Linked DNA regions of Mus musculus: regions 1 and 3 are each linked to region 2. The links are chromatin loops, found by intact Hi-C in ENCODE. Cell type or tissue: left cerebral cortex. All regions are shown on one strand.

Region 1 (2,500 bases), 110 kb before region 2:
CTTCTAGGTTCACACTGGTCTCAGCACAGCATGGGAAAGAGGCCCACTCAGTAACCTGGAGAGTGTTCTAGAAGGGGAAGTATCCCATGTGTTCTGCAGCGGCCCCTGTGTCCAGGTCTTTAAAATGTATTGGATGTCACCATGACCTGATGCCTGTGGTCCTCTGAGTCCCGTCAGCCCGAGGAAACAGAGAGGACACTCCCATTTGAAAGCTGTGGACAAGAAAGGATGCTCGTTGTATCCGCTGATATTTCGTTGGCTGAACCTCAAACATTACAAGAGAAAGGGAAGGAAGTATTGACGCTGGAGAGCTAGCTCTGTGGTTTCAAGTGTGTGCCACAGTCTTGAGAACTGGAGTTCAGACCCTAGAACCCACATCGTGGCATGCACACCCATACCACAGCAGCAGCAGCACACATGCCACAATAAATAGATAAGTGAATAAATAATACAAAGGAATTATTATCAATGATGTTGCTTCAGATCGATTCTAAGACAGACCTGGCAGTGCGGTACATAATCAGTGGGAAAATCTCATCATTTTGTTTCCATTACACTCAGTTGCATTTTTCAAAATTTATTTTTATGGGAAAGGGGCATAAGACACTCTGTGTACCCTTGTGAGGAATGCATGATTAATTATGATTAATTCTTGCGTCCGACTACAATTCAGTGCACGCCGCTGTAGCAGACTAGAGTTAAAGAGGGAGAAGCCGGAACATGCAAGTGAAAAGAAGGCTCTCAGAAGGCCAAAGCCAGAGGGGCTGGCCAGGAGCCACAGAGCAGGGCACATTTCTGCTACCTGCCGAACTGCATGGCTAATGGGTTTTGTGTTGATTTCCTGCCAAGCTTCCTCCCAGAGCCTTGGGCAGGCGCACAGCACCCAGTGATGTGCGTAAACCTTAGGAAAACAAAGCCTGCCAGCCCGGATGCCCTGGCTGACTCCTAGTCTGGTGTGCCAATTTACTAACACATGGACAGTGAAACCTACCCCAAGGAGGACGGAGCTCAGCTAGTACTCCCTCTAGAGGGAGAATTTGAAGTGCAGAATGAGAAACCAGAAATGAACAGCTTTACAGTCACGCCTCATTTTTATTACGATGTTCCATGACCTGTGACCGATTTGGAAATTTAGATTAATCTTCAGAGGATGGCCATCTGTACTTGTTTTGAAGTCTATGCAGAGGGCACTCTCCAAAGAGAGACTCTGAGCAGAGGTGATGTCAGTCCAAGCCGAGGCTCCTCTCCCAAGCTCTCCCTGCACAGCTTCCCAGTTCAGTGACTGTTCCCTCCTGCTGACTGCAGTGCCCTTCCTCCATGTCCATTAGGTCTGATACTGGCTGTCTTGAGATTCCCTCCCCTAGAGCAGAGGTTTTCAACGTTCATCACAACGTGACCCTTTAATCCAGTTCCTAGTGTGGTGGTGACCCCAACCATAGAATTATTTCTATGCTTCATACCTGTAATTTTGCTACTGTTGTGAATCATAATGCAAATATCTGATATGCAGGATATGTGATATACAATCCCCCTTCAGGTTGAGAACTACCATTCTAGACAATGAATTATCAGAAAATGAAAATGTATCTTGGACATTTTTGTAAACTCCGTGTAAGTCATGTCTAATCTAATCATATGTATATATATATATATATATATATATATATATATAGAGAGAGAGAGAGAGAGAGACAGAGAGAGAGAGACAGAGAGAGAGAGAGACAGAGAGAGAGACAGAGAGAGACAGAGACAGAGAGATATGTATGTGTGTGTATATTTATACACACATATATATACATATATATGCATATGTGTTAGATCTTTTATTTATTGAGCAACACAGTGTTTTAAGTCAGTTCTTATGCTTTAGTGACCAAAATGGCCTTAAAGGTAAATGTAAGCAGTCCCGATTATTCAGATAAAGCCAAAGCATGGGAATGTAAATTACCCAAGGTCAGCAGTAAGCAAGTGAGGAACTGATATTTGAGCTGTGTGGAGGGAGTGTTTTTAACCCCTGTGATCAATGGGTTCCTGCCACCACCACTGTTGACCAGGGCCTCTTGCTTCATGTTTATTGTTTACCACACCAAGGATCCCAAGGAAGTACAGATCCTGCTTTAAGAAGGAGACAGTTAGTCCTGTGTGGTGGCTCGTGCCTGTAACTGTAATGAAGAAGCCAGGGCAAGAGAAGTTCAAGTTCAAGACCAGACTGGACTATTTAATCAGTTCGAGGCCAATCTGAACTATATACTGAGATGTAACAGCAACAGCAATAACTACTGAATGGGAAGGACTGAGGCCTGGGAGCCCACGCTGTGAATGGGCAGTAGAGCCAAACGCCCCCCCACCCCCTGCCCCCCACCTCCACACTATGGCTCGCTCAGGAGCTACTGGGAAAACTGGAGGCAGCCATATGTAAATGCTTTCCGTGGGAAGAAACGATGACAGTTAAGTGACCTATTTCTTTCTTTCTATTCCCTTTTATTTTTCTCCAGGTTCA
Region 2 (2,500 bases):
GCATGCTCCCACCACACTAAAGCTCCAAAGCGTCGATCTCCCAGGCACCCTACTTGGTGTCACCTTGACTTTGTGCTCAGGACGTTTTGTCTCCTTCCTTCACCTAACTTTCTCCTGTTCTTAAAGTTAAGCAGGTATGGCTAGCTGACGGAACCCCTCCTTGTCAGTGTTCCATTCCTACCCAGGCGCTAAGGGAGCTGATTGGAGGTCCCCCACAGTGCCAGTACAGAGCTCTGCGCGGCTTTTCATGCTTCTTATTCTGTTTTTTCTGAACAGTTTTTAGTTCTAGGGGCCACATGAGGTTAAGCTACAGGCCTCATGGTATTTTTGTGCCAAAAGTCTCCAAAACAGACTTTTCAGCCAATGTCAAAACAGCTTTATGTGAAATTATTTGACAGGGGGTTCAGTACTGAACATCTAAATTCTGTTCTGCACTTTAAAATCACAAATTCTTAATATTACACTATTATAATATTTTATATTTTGACTAATCAGTGCTTTTATTCACTTCAGTGACTGTATTTATTCATTCTGGAGGTTAGACATCAGTATGTGTATATTCCTGTCTTCCACCACGCCTACTAGAATACTCAAAGTAACTCTTTAGTATTTTAAATTTTAATTTTTTTCTCCTTATCAATTTGCAGTGAGCATGTCCACAGCACTGCTCTGTCTTGTTGGCCACAGAGGCCACAGTCCAGTGCTCTCTGCAGCTAAGGAATCTTAAGCCTTGAGCCCCACCATCCCTCTCCAATAGGAAATCTAGGTGTCAAACTGGAGGAAGCAGCCCTGTTTGAATTAGAGTGAGTGATATTGGTGTCAGGGTATCCCTTTTAAAGAGTTAGTACTGACATATTTTGGTCCATTGTAGTTTTCAAACTTTTTCGTCTAGTTTTTCTCATTATCCCTTGTTCAAATGAACTCTTAACCAAGGATGTCACTGTGCATCCTGGGAGGAGAGGGAGGAGACAGGAGGATAGTGGCCACCAGTCCAGAGCCCCAGCTTAGACCCTCCTCCTCATCCCCACCCAACACAGCTCAAGAATCCTCAAATCTCATTTAAAATGCTTTTTAGAAAATGTGTTCTGTGATATGAACTAAGAACTCACCTAAGAACTTGGTTTAAAAGCAGGAACCACTGCTGGTGGAAAAGTGGTTTTTAAGTACAAAGGAAAATGCTCTGCGTTAACGGCTCTTGTTTCAGCCATAAAAGAGTTAATGCACCGAGCAATAAAGGCTGCGATTTGATTCTGCAGCGGGGATAGTGCTCTCAGTCTCTGTCATTTGTGGTTCAGAGAAGGGGGTGGTGTTCTGCATTTGAAAGGACTTTAATGAATGCTGTCAGTGTTTGTGCGAGTCCAGGGTCTGGATGGGAAGGGGAGCAGGGAAAGTGCTGGGGCTGCTTCAGGATAGGTGGATCAGAGTTTGCTCCGATCGAGCGGAGTGTTCCACCGCGTTCATCTTTATTCATTACCCTTTGTTCTTCATAGTCTGATATATTGGGATGAAAGTAAATGGAGATATATATTTGAACGATTTGTTTTCTTTTAAAGCTATTTTTTGGGTACAGCAGGGAATATACTTCTCTTGTCTTGGTTGGATACACAAATCTGTGCGCCGTGTTTTTTGCCCGTTGCCTAGACGATCACTCGGTTTCTCTGAGGATGTCTGGTTCTCGCAAAGAGTTTGACGTGAAACAGATTTTGAAAATCAGGTGGAGGTGGTTTGGCCATCAAGCATCGTCTAACTCTTCCGTTGACAGCCAGCAGGGAGAATTTTGGAACCGAGGACAGACCGGAGCAAACGGTGGGAGAAAGTTTTTAGATCCGTGTAACCTACAATTGCCTTTGGCTTCCATTGGTTACCGAAGGTCCAGCCAACTGGATTTCCAGAATTCACCTTCTTGGCCAATGGCATCCACCTCAGATGTCCCTGCATTTGAGTTTACAGCAGAAGGCTGTGCTGGTGCACACTGGCTGGAGAGACCAGAAGTGGACGATGGCACTAGTGAAGAGGAAAATGAATCTGATTCCAGCTCGAGCAGGTTGATTATTCTCTTACTGTCAGAGACGGGGTGCGGGGTGTGTGCTCTATGCTAGTGGAGAATAACTGACTATTTACTAGCTTATCTCTGTGGTTGTCCGTACATCTGCTTCCCGTGAACTGCCTACATGAATGGCATCTTGGTATGGATACGTAGGTTTGCTAGGATTTGGGAAATGTCTCGTTAATTCTGTGAAATTTAAAGGCACCAAATAGCTTTCATTTTGAAATACCTTGCATTTCATGTATAGATCTGACACTGCCTTGAAAATAGTATGTAGCAGCAGTTTTATACGGTGTTGCCTGGCTGTATTCATCCGGCTTCTGTATTTACACTAAAACTATGAGACATTTCTACAGTATAAATCCTTGTGGTATTTTGGGTTATAATAGATTGTGGAGTCGTTTTAATTTGATAAAAATGAAAGGTTCTATAAAAAGAGATACACTGTAGTTC
Region 3 (2,500 bases), 120 kb before region 2:
TCAAGGGTTGGTTTTTACCCAATGAGTGGGAAGGTCTGCTCTGTACTCCTTACCGAATCCCAACTGTGCCAGTGTCTTGGAAATAAAGACTGTCCCTTCTTGGAAATACAGGTGCTATTAGTCTGATGGAGTCCGTGACCTTCAGCCTACTTTGGACTGCTACTCCTTCCCAATTTCCCCACTGAGTGACCCTTTGATTTAGAGCTGTCAGCTCAAGACCTTTCATGGTGTACGTTTGAGGAACTGTAGTGTTATTTTTTTATTTGTTTGTTTGGAGGGCTTTGTTTTGTTTAGAGACACGATCTTGCTAAGTAGCCCACACTGACCTAGAATCTTATGCAGACTAGGCTAGACTCAAACTTGCCATCCTCCTGCCTCAGCCCCCTGAGTGTTAGGATTATATGCCACCATACATATAATCCTAGGAACATATTATACATAGGTTTATACATAGGAACGTATTGAAGGTCATCTGACTTCAATCCAGCCCATGTTAACTGAGCACCTGCCATGTGCTAGGACTTCAAAAAGCCAACAGCGACCACAAGAGAACGATTGATCAGCCATATGACACTTTAGAAAACAGGATGAAGACATGCCTTTCAAAGACGCTGACTTGAGTTTGGAGTTTCCCTGTTAAAAACAGCCACCATGGCAGAAGCCAAAAGGGGTCTGGGAACATAGTGAGGAAACTGAGTCACAAAAGAGAGTGGCTTTAAGGCCACTCAGCCTGACCATGCTGAGTTCATCTTTGGATCCTACCACAGGGAATCTGAACACATTGCTGCCATTCAGGGTAGAACCCCGCAGTCCAGATGGTCTTGTGAGATTAGTCTAGGGTCACAGACTGTGCAGATTGTAATGTCTCTGTGAACTATATATTTATGTCCTTGCAGGTCATGGATTAACAGCAGTCAAAGAAAAGGCAGGGGCAACCCTACGAATCCACAGTGCCAATTCTGCATCTCCCGAAGGGGCCCCAACTGATGCTGAAAACGGAATCTCTGGAAGTGAGTGGCGTGCTCGCCTGGTGTTTTGTTACACCCGTGTGCATGACTACACAGTGGGGAAAAGCCCAAGTTCAGATCAGCAAAATGCATTCTAACCAGGGTGTTATTTCTTGCCATGACAGATGTGACTCCAGATCAGGACCCTGCCAGAGGCCCCCACACTCCTCCTCCACCAGGGGCGGCAGGGTCGAGAGGCATGCTGTCAGCCCTCACCAATGTGGTTCAAAACACGGTGAGTCCCTAGAGGCCTCCCCTGTTTTCCCTAGTGGCTCAGTTCTTTTGATCTTTGCAGCTTGTGACCTAGATACATCAGAGAGAAGGCTGCCTCACTCCTGACTTTGGATTCCAGTTTGTTATGCTTTCTGCTACAGAGTAGCTATAACCTTGGATCTGAAATAATAAGGGCAAGATGAAATGCAGTCTGTGTTTAAAAGAAGAGAGTGGTTTAGAAGATTTTTTTTCCAATCTGATCTAACAGTGTCCCTTCTAGCTGCTTCAAGGACGGCATTTAGGTGAGGGAGGGAACTTGGAGCTGGGACAGCTGTTCTTCCTGGATCAGGTCTCAGTTCTCTTAAAATTGGAAATCCTTCAAAGCAAAAAAGGACTAGTAATGACTCAGGGAGAATAACTCAGAGACCAACCCAGCCATAGCCTCCCTCCTGATCCCTACAGCCCCTTTCCCTGCAGAACCCTAAACGTACACCTGAAAGTCTTATTTTTCCATTGTTTGTTTATTCCTTTTTATTTAAGTTGAATTGATTTTTTTTAAAGACAGATACTCAACCATCTCACTCCTCCAGGAAGCTCGCTATTGATGATAAACATTGAAAGGAAGCAGAGGTACCACAGTGAGAAGAGGAAGTCAGCAGGTCCTTAGCACCAGGAAGACAGGAGTCTACTATGTAGAACAAGCTAACTATATTTTCTAGAAATATGGGCTCGTGCCCTTTTTAGTCATTTATCCATTTGTTATATTAAAGAGAGACAGTTGACCCTTACTGTGTGTGAGGAGCCTCACCAGACTCTGGCCATATAGGCTAATGCTATGTCTTGCCATATTAAGGCGGTTTAACAATGGTGTGTGATGCATTATGGGAAAGGAGGGGATTGTGAATGGCCCCGTAGGTTATCTTACCCATATGTTGGGACAAAAGAGTGCCAGGAGTAAAGGAAGACTGGATAGGGAGAAGGAGGCACACCAAGTGTTAAGAGTCACAACGCAGAGCTGTTCAAGGCCACCCATGAGAGTGGGGGAAGCTCTCTCTGTAACTCGGGTGTAAAAAGCAAACCCATGGCTTCTCACTGCTCCCTTTTTTAAAAATTATTTTTTACATGATCTATTATTGTGTGTGCATATGGTGAGAGGGCACCTATACCATGGCATCTAGATCATGTGAAGGTCAGAGGGCAACTTTGTGGAGTCACCTCTCCCCTTCCACTTTATGTGGGGTTCTGGGACTAGAACTCAGGTCACCAAGTTCACGCAGTAA

The links. A loop is a pair of places that touch in the nucleus more often than their neighbours do. Peaks named below come from ENCODE experiments on the same cell type or tissue, not always from the same donor. Only the 100,000 strongest peaks of a DNase experiment are listed, where the experiment ranks them.
Region 1: it touches region 2 in a loop (2.3-fold over the local background); 5 of 42 quality-filtered maps call a loop at or near these places.
Region 3: it touches region 2 in a loop (4-fold over the local background); 5 of 42 quality-filtered maps call a loop at or near these places.

The regions. Positions count from the first base shown.
Region 1 is chr5:65,019,107-65,021,606 of GRCm38, forward strand. Fam114a1 (family with sequence similarity 114, member A1) reads left to right here. Exons shown (of 14, transcript NM_026667.3): 8 at 2,496-2,500. Gm32374 (a long non-coding RNA gene) reads right to left here and starts at 1,026. Exons shown (of 3, transcript XR_003955930.1): 1 at 992-1,026; 2 at 1-212. In left cerebral cortex, a CTCF peak has its summit at 1,036; DNase peaks (open chromatin) are centred at 847 and 2,437.
Region 2 is chr5:65,129,733-65,132,232 of GRCm38, forward strand. It overlaps Klhl5 (kelch-like 5), which reads left to right and starts at 1,499. Exons shown (of 11, transcript NM_175174.4): 1 at 1,499-2,044. The coding sequence starts at 1,665. It overlaps LOC115490189 (a long non-coding RNA gene), which reads left to right and starts at 2,051. Exons shown (of 2, transcript XR_003955931.1): 1 at 2,051-2,500. In left cerebral cortex, no CTCF peak of the experiment used is centred here; DNase peaks (open chromatin) are centred at 1,310, 1,796 and 2,045; H3K4me3 peaks cover 1,554 bases; H3K27ac peaks cover 1,302 bases.
Region 3 is chr5:65,004,902-65,007,401 of GRCm38, forward strand. It overlaps Fam114a1 (family with sequence similarity 114, member A1), which reads left to right. Exons shown (of 14, transcript NM_026667.3): 4 at 897-1,010; 5 at 1,133-1,242. All of the region lies in intron 2 of Gm32374 (a long non-coding RNA gene), which reads right to left. Among named protein-coding and RNA genes, the nearest start is that of Gm32374, 14 kb to the right of the region's middle. In left cerebral cortex, a CTCF peak has its summit at 1,199; DNase peaks (open chromatin) are centred at 1,284 and 1,523; H3K27ac peaks cover 1,210 bases.